Regions from separate parts of the Homo sapiens genome. Here region 2 is linked to region 1. Evidence: read pairs that join two places in POLR2A ChIA-PET (ENCODE). Cell type or tissue: OCI-LY7. All regions are shown on one strand. Region 1 has its middle 44 kb from the start of MIR3679. Region 2 overlaps MGAT5 (alpha-1,6-mannosylglycoprotein 6-beta-N-acetylglucosaminyltransferase).

What was found. Peaks named below come from ENCODE experiments on the same cell type or tissue, not always from the same donor. Only the 100,000 strongest peaks of a DNase experiment are listed, where the experiment ranks them.
Region 2: POLR2A ChIA-PET joins it to region 1 with 5 read pairs; 2 of 35 experiments call an interaction of 5 or more read pairs at or near these places.

The regions. Positions count from the first base shown.
Region 1 is chr2:134,169,450-134,173,449 of GRCh38, forward strand. It overlaps a transcript of MGAT5 not described here. Among named protein-coding and RNA genes, the nearest start is that of MIR3679, 44 kb to the left of the region's middle. In OCI-LY7, no CTCF peak of the experiment used is centred here; no DNase peak of the experiment used is centred here.
Region 2 is chr2:134,270,775-134,274,774 of GRCh38, forward strand. The region is part of intron 2 of MGAT5 (alpha-1,6-mannosylglycoprotein 6-beta-N-acetylglucosaminyltransferase); the gene reads left to right. Among named protein-coding and RNA genes, the nearest start is that of MGAT5, 19 kb to the left of the region's middle. In OCI-LY7, no CTCF peak of the experiment used is centred here; no DNase peak of the experiment used is centred here; H3K4me3 peaks cover 2,327 bases; H3K27ac peaks cover 2,638 bases.

The DNA.
Region 1 (4,000 bases):
GATTGAATTGTACTTCCATGATATCCATCTACAAATGCTTTCACAGCTGAGTTATAATTAAGAAAGGGAAGAAAATTACAGCATAATCCCAAGAAGAAATTGAGGGAGCCAATTAATCTCCAAAAATTACTTTGGGTGAAATCTTGATGAATGCTGTGGTGGTATACAGCACCTGATGTGAAAATCAGGAAGGAGAAAGGACTTCTTCAATATTTTCTTTATCTATAGACACAGCTTGAAATGTCTATAAATTTCTATTAATGTTATGTACTTGGCTCTGCAGGAAATGATATTTAAGATTAGTTGAAAAAAAGGTTTTGCTGATGGTAGAATTTAAGGGCCTTTTGGTTTCTTGGTGACCAGGTGTTTTGCAAATGAACAGAGAGCCAAGGGTGGCGCAGTAGTTTTCAGGTGACTCAGGAGGTAGCTTGTCTGATTCTTAAGGTAAAATCGAGATTTGAAAGCATTGGTGAAGTAAAGGATAATAAACTACTTCTTTATATCATGAACTTTTTTTTGAATCTTACAGTTTCATTACTGGTATGATTCATAAGTCACCTGCCACCCATGGACAGTACTCATAAGGAAAATTGCCATATGATGCACCAACTAGGTGTTTATGAAAACATAAAAGATTAAAAGCACTGAAACTAAGTTGGTATCATTTAGGCCCGAGGCATGTGGGTATATATTCCATTAGCCTACACCACTACTCATGAATGAAGTGCTCTTGATCTGACCAAGATGCTGAGGATTGTTTTCTAGAAACAAATCTTGACTGCACTTACTAGAGTTACAGCTTTTTCCGTATCACGATAATCCATTTTCAAAACCCATTCCTTCACCTCAAGGCTGTCTCAGACACATGCTAGTTTAAAAGGGGTCACTGGCGTGGAATCAATTCTTTCCAACTGTCCATCCTTTAGTAAACATTTATTGAGCCCAGACTGTTTCATAGAGATGGTGGATTTGTAATGACTGTGGGTTGAGCCTGTTCTCCTAAGTTGCCCAAGTGTACAAACCTCTGTTACTGCTCAGGGCTTGTTGACACAGACAAAAATGCTAATACTTTATGCGGTTTGCAGGAATTGGCTTCGTTTGGATTAAAAATAATGAAACTCTTCCAGAAACTTTTCAGATGATTATACAGTATGCTCTTCCATGAAGTCCTTAAGAATAAGTTAGTATTAAGACAACAGTCAGCTTGAAGGTGGATCTGTCCCTCCCTCCCTTACTGAGGTCTTTCTCAGTTTTACAATTTTCTGCTCATACAGTCCATGAACATCAGAAACATACTATACATGTCTTTTAATGGACATATTTTTCCCTGGTTTCTTTTTTATAAAGGAGTTTTGTAGAGGGAAAATAGCCAATCAGAAGCACATAGTAGATATAGATCTCTACTCTTTTTTTTTTTTCTTTTTTTTGAGACGGAATATTGCTCTGTCACCCAGGCTGGAGTGCAATGGTGCAATTTCGGCTCACTGTAACCTCTGCCTCCTGGGTCCAAGTGATTTCTCATGCCTCAGCCTCCCTGAGTAACTGGGATTACAGGCACGTACCATCACACCAAGCTAATTTTTGTATTTTTAGTAGAGATAGGGTTTTGCCATGTTGGCCAGGCTGGTTTTAAACTCCTGACCTCAGGTGATCTGCCTGCCTTAGCCTCCCAAAGTGCTGGGATTCCATGCATGAGCCACTGTGTCCGGCCGAGATATATTTCCAAAATGGCTTTTTATTGCTTCTTTTGGTTTTATTCTTCAGGGAGAAACAGCTACAAGGAATCTATTTGAAAAAACAGGCTTGTAATTGAATTGGGTTTATTTCATACTATAAACTCCTGAGTTTTTTTTGTAATGGTGCTATTTTTAAAATTGTGCATATATATTTGGGACTGTGTGTATATATTAATGTAGGCTAGTCCGGAAAGCATTAGGATTGGTAAGAGCTTTGGTTTAATGCCTCCTGAGACCTGGGACAAGAAGCAGTTTTGTGCAGAGGCTCTGTCTTTGCCAAGTGTCACCTTACTCCCGCTGAACTAATAATGGATGGATTTGGATCCTAACAAGTGAGATAATAATTTTTAGACAAATGCCTCTGGGTGTCGAAGTGATAGGGCCGCCCACCTAGCTATTTTTAAGTATCTTTTTTTGGGAGACGATCTTAAAGGCAGTTGGGCTCCAAAAAAACGGAGAACCAAAGTTCATACAATCTCTTTGTCAGCCTGTTTGCAATGGATCAAGTCCTTTAAGAGGAGGAACTTAAAACCGTCCTTGTCCTTGTGATTTCAGAAGTGATTCCTATTCTAAAGTGGACATTGGAGGAGGCTCTGTTAAGCCATGTAAGTACTATAGTAAGCAGATACTCACCTGGGCTAAGCAGAGAGCTGGGGTATTTGCTCTTGTCGGGGAGAGGGCCAAGTTATGTAGAGTAGTCCCATGTTATGCTTTGGGGCCATCAAAATACACTTTGGCACTCTGGTCCCAAAGAGCAAGGGGGTGGCTCTCTTGGTACCACCCATAATCCTGAGGGGACATCTCTGGCTATCTGGTGAAGGCCTGGTAGAATTTTTTCAGAGTAATTGGACAAGATTATTTTATGTGTATAGAATTAGTGAAGTGACTGGAGCAGAAGGCTATTTTTTACTTCATTCAATCATTATCAGTACAAATTTATTGAGCTTGACCATGGCCACTTAATTCTTATGTAGAAAGGCTGGCCCTTTAGAGCAGCCCAACCTGGGCCCAGCACACACATCATCATGGTGTCAGTGGAAGGAAGCCCACTGAACTGGAGCGTGTGACTCCTAAGGACAGTATAGTCTCTGAACTGTGTCTGTATTGAGGAACCATTGCTCCAAGATGTGTATTTTCTTAAGTCCTCAATTCTGAGCATATTTTATGGAGGAAGGAATTTCCTAAGTACTCCCTTTTTTTTTTTTAATTAATTATTTTTCAGATGGAGTCTTGCTCTGTCTCCCAGGCTGGAGTGCAGTGGCACGATCTCAGCTCACTGCAAGCTCCGCCTCCTTGGTTCATGCCATTCTCCTGCATCAGCCTCCCAAGTAGCTGGGACTGCAGGTGCCCACCACCACGCCCAGCTAATTTTTTGTATTTTTAGTAGAGACGGGTTTTCACCGTGTTAGCCAGGATGGTCTCGATCTCCTGACCTCGTGATTCTCCCGCCTCGACCTCCCAAAGTGCTGGGATTACAGGTGTGAGCCACCATGCCCAGCCAGTACTTCTTATTTTACCCATCTGAATTGTTTGTAGCACTTAAACCCACTGCCTAAGGGGCAGACCCTTGAGAAGTTAGCTTGGTAAATCAGATGTTCACCTTGGAGCAGAACATTTATATTTCACAGGCTGATAGGAATTGGGTGTCAAGGTTATGGGGTCAACAGAATGAAACATTAAACATTCCTAATTCTTGTTTCTTTTATGTATGTGGGTCTTTGAACACACTTTGTCTCTGACAACATCACAGGAGGAAAAACACCCCAGCATCCCACAACTAGATGAATGTCTTGACGTGAATAAAAGCATTAACGTTAGAGCTAGGAAATCGTGTGACCACATGATTTCTATCTAAGGCTTCTCTCTAGCTGTCACCTTGAGAGTTTGTCCCACTGGGAGAAACCGGAGAAACAGAAAATATGTCCTTTGGAAACTCAAAGGGATTTTTAATCTCTAAAAACATGAGATTTTTGTCTCAAATACAAGCATATTTAATCCATCCTTTCATGTCCCCCATATATACATCCCACACCCTGCTTAATAGGAATGTGACTTCATTTTAGGGACTGGACAACTGAACAATCTGTCTTCCAGGGTCTGTTTCCCCTGAAACTGGTTTAGTGCTGCCAGGTAGGGAAGTCTGCTCTTCAAGGGTTGCCAGGTGGGGCAGCTGGGGATAGTAGGCTGGCACTGGGGAGGGTGGAGCTGGGTCTGTCAGCCCTGCCACCCATTGCTGTGGTTTATGCTCTGGGAAAGATGGTCAT
Region 2 (4,000 bases), 100 kb after region 1:
CATTTGCTCTTAATGAGCTCCTGGAATTCACTTGTAAAGAGAAGATTCATGGCATAGATTAAATGAAATACAGAGGTTATTTGAGAAGCTTGTGCCTTTTAGAGTTCTTCCTCCTCCGTACTCCCATCAGACAATTTTGAAAGTCTGTTACGTATAATAGGTTCTCTCCTCCCTGTTGTTAAAAAAGAGCCACCATTGCCGAAAATGCCTCCTATGTATATATGGAGAAATAGAAATTCTGGAAATGGCTTTTAGGAGATAACCCCTGCCTAGTCGTAGGCAGATTCTGTAGCCACTCATGTACACCACCATGCGGTTCCCACTGGGAGGCATTTTGTTTGGCTCCTTCTGGAAACTGGAATATTGGATGAGACAAGGAAAATTGACTAAAAACAACACCCAGATTATACGCTGCATGTTGTTGCCTGCAGCTCACATTAGAACCCCCCCATCCCCGCAACTCCCCCACCATCACACTGCTCTGAGGTCAGCCCCTGGGTCTTTGTGCTTGAACCAGGACTGCTCTTGTTAGGGTGACCACGATTTTCTGGGGACCCAGGACAAAGTGAAGAGCCTGAGGATTAGGATTCAGTGCTTTGGGTGAATGGTTGTGAACAAGCTGTCTATACTTTTGGTGGGTGGTAGCCAAACTCTGGTTAATAGATAAAGTAAGTAACTAGGTTACTTTTGACATCAGTTCCTGCTTTAAAAAAAAATCTTGTTTCATATACTTTTAAGCTTATTTTCCTTTCCCTTTTGCTTGTAAAAATTCACACACTTAAGTGGGAGAGATTCTTTACCTTTCCCACCTCCCAGCGTCAAAACATTTAATTGTTTTACATTATGCAAGGTGGTTGTTATTACCTTTTTTAATGTTCTTTGCCCTTTAGCAAATTTTAAATTGCAAAATATATTTCTAATAATTCAAAGTATTCAACCAAACAAAGGTATTAAAAATAACTTTTAATTACAACACAGAGGCAGTGTCATCTAGGCCGTAAATCCTGTCTTCCTTGCAGTTTCCAACAGCTTCTGTAATTAGACAAGAGAACCTCCCACTGTGTTTAGCTGCTTTTTAATAACTGGAACCATGCCTCTTCAGTCTCCACTTGCCACCCCTGTACCCTGTAGAAAATGCTACTGGAAAGGCCCTATGTGGTTTCATCACTGTTCTGTGTCATATTTCTGGAGGTGGGATGGAGTGTTCTGCCTTTAACTTTGCTGTTCTCCACTGCCTCTGAAGTCCTGTGGCTTGTGAGCCTCTATAAACACATCTGCTGTCATTCTTTCCCCCATCGTGGCATCTTGCTGCCTCTGGCTGTCCTGTTTGTTGCAAGGCTCACAAGGACTTTGCTACCTGGGCTTTAAGCCACAGAGCACAGGGTCGTGGGTACACCTCTAAGAAGGAAATGGGAAGGACTTGGTGACTACTTTCAAACGAAGTCTGGAAATATACCAGCCGTATGTATTGAGCTAGTGTACCGCTTAACAAGCATCATGTTCTCTAAGCCAATGGCTCTGAGCGGGACTCCTTTAAATGTGCCACTGGTGCTGTGTTTTTAATAATATTTAAAGAACCAGAGTGTTGTGTTTTGTTTTTTTTTTCCTTTTTGGGCAATGGGAGCAAATTTAGAGTTACACATTTAATGATTAACCTCATTTGCATGTCTTTGCATCTCTCGGGTATGTGTGGGACACAGTCCATACCATCATAATTTTTACTGGCTAATTAGGAAAAGAATACACATGCATAAAATGACACAAACCATGGTTGCTGTAAAGTGGGGGTGACTCAGAAAAAAATTGGGAGGCAGGGAAGGAGAGGAAACTAACATTTAGTAGCTGTCCAGTAAATACAAGTTCCTCTGCCTGACCCTCCAATGTACATGATTTTACTTAATCTTCTTAGCATCTCTGAGAAGGGTTTTCACAGGTTTTGTTGAGTTTAAGTACTTGGGAGTGGGTGACTGTTGGTACTGGAGTCCCCTGAGCTCAGCTTCAGATCTGCTAGTGCTATGTAGAGAAGAGATTCTGAGTGTTAACTCCATCTCTCCTTCCATTTGTAAATTATCATAAAGGCATGTGTCTGTAAAAAGATGCTACCATTTTCTTACCTAGAAGAGAGCTGCCAGTTTCCTAGATTTAATCATCTGTCTCATTAAGGATTTCTCTGTCTCAGTGTCTGCTCTCAGGCTAATGTTTGTAAAAGCTGGCCCGTGTATGTGTGTGTGTGTCTGTGTGTGTGTGCGCGCGCGCGTGCGCGTGCATGCATGCAGAGGCATCCCTTTCATAGACACTGTCTTGGCCAAAGTGGATATAGATATGCTGGACAGCCTTCTTCATTTCCCCCAGAAGGTGGGGGGGGGTCCTTTATATCTTGTCAGTCAACTACATATTTTTAAAAAACGATTTGCCATGTCTATAGAGTACCAGAAAGAAGGACAAGGACTTAAGTGAACAGTTCTCATTTATGAGCAGCCCTTCCTTGCTTTTCTGCCCTCTCTCTGATCCATAACCATGCTGATGTCTTCAGACCCCTCTGTCAACCCAAGAATGGCTCCTGAGCTGTGAGAGTTCAGTTTTATGGGGTTCCAATCCTCGCCAAGTAAAGTTTTTCTCTCTCCCTTCCTGAATGGAGACATGCGGTAATTGCTCAGAAATGTTCTCCCTGGTGTGTCTTTACAGCTGACTCTGGTGTCTTATTGCTCACTGATGTTTCTGATTGCTTATTGTTGTGTCTTATTGCTTGCTAATATATCTTCTGGTTGGCTATAAACTGTCTCTAAATTGGGTACCATAGCAATTGAAGAAGGATTCCCTAAATTTATTTTCTTTAGGGGGATAGCTCTGTGTGTGTGTGTGTGTGTGTGTCTGTGTGTCTCCTTATTTTTTCTCTCTAGCTGTGTTCTGTGTAGCTTTTATCCAGTATGGCTTATCTTCACAAATTTATCACCGAGGGTTTTTTAATGTGAAAGTAAATTTGCCCCTAGGGAAATTTAGGTGGAAATGAGCTTTATTAAAATCAAGAAATCAGATTGAACTGGATTTTTGAGCTCTGTTTGTCTTGTTGAAGAGAAAGGGGACTCAAAGGAATGAAAAAGCAGATTTTTAAAATCCCCACCCTTCCACCAATCACACAGTAAATTAATTTCTCCATATTCACTTTCTGAAAGGGCTTGAAGGGCCTTCGTCAAAATTCTCTCCTTTTAGAATGATGCTTTGAATTTTAGAAAGACCCATTCTGTCTTTCTCTAGTTTTGTGATCTTAAGTGAGGAAGTGGAGCGAATAGGATTGGATCTGTGGTTCTTTGTCATGTACCTGAAATGGGGAAAAGGTAAAAAGTATACATATCTGATCATGAAAATGCTTGCCTTCTAAGGACTGAATGTCTGATATATCTTTGTTCTGCCCATAGTGTCTTGATTGTAGCCTTACCTGTTGAAGATAATTCAGTAAATATTGCTCACATGGATTGGTTTCTATTGGAGGGAACAGCATTTGGTTTCACCACCTGGAAGAGTTTCTTCTTATAGTTCTTCTTCTCAATTTACATTTGTGGTGATTTGCCTAGAAGTCGGACTTGGTATTTCGTTTCCCTAGTTCTCAGACCTTAGCAGACACCGCCTAAGAAGTGGGACTGCCTTTTTTGTTGGTCAGGACTGAACTTCCCATCAATGGTTATGGGATGTGGAGGCTTCATAGGATGTGATAGTTACAATCCTAGATGTGATAGTTACAATCCTAGATTGTGATACTTTAGAGGACAAGAACATTGTGTAGCTCTCTACGGGGTAGTGTATGTATGTGCATGTGTACACATTTATTTATACTCTCAATAAAGAGTTGTCATTCAAGGTCAGCTGAATAACTGGCCAGTGCTGACTGTTCCTTAAAAGCCAAAACCATAATGATAGCATCCAAGTGGTGTTGTGATGACTTAATAATTGCAAGGTCACTTGGGAAGCAGAACCACAAAATCAAAGGTACAGGTATAACTCA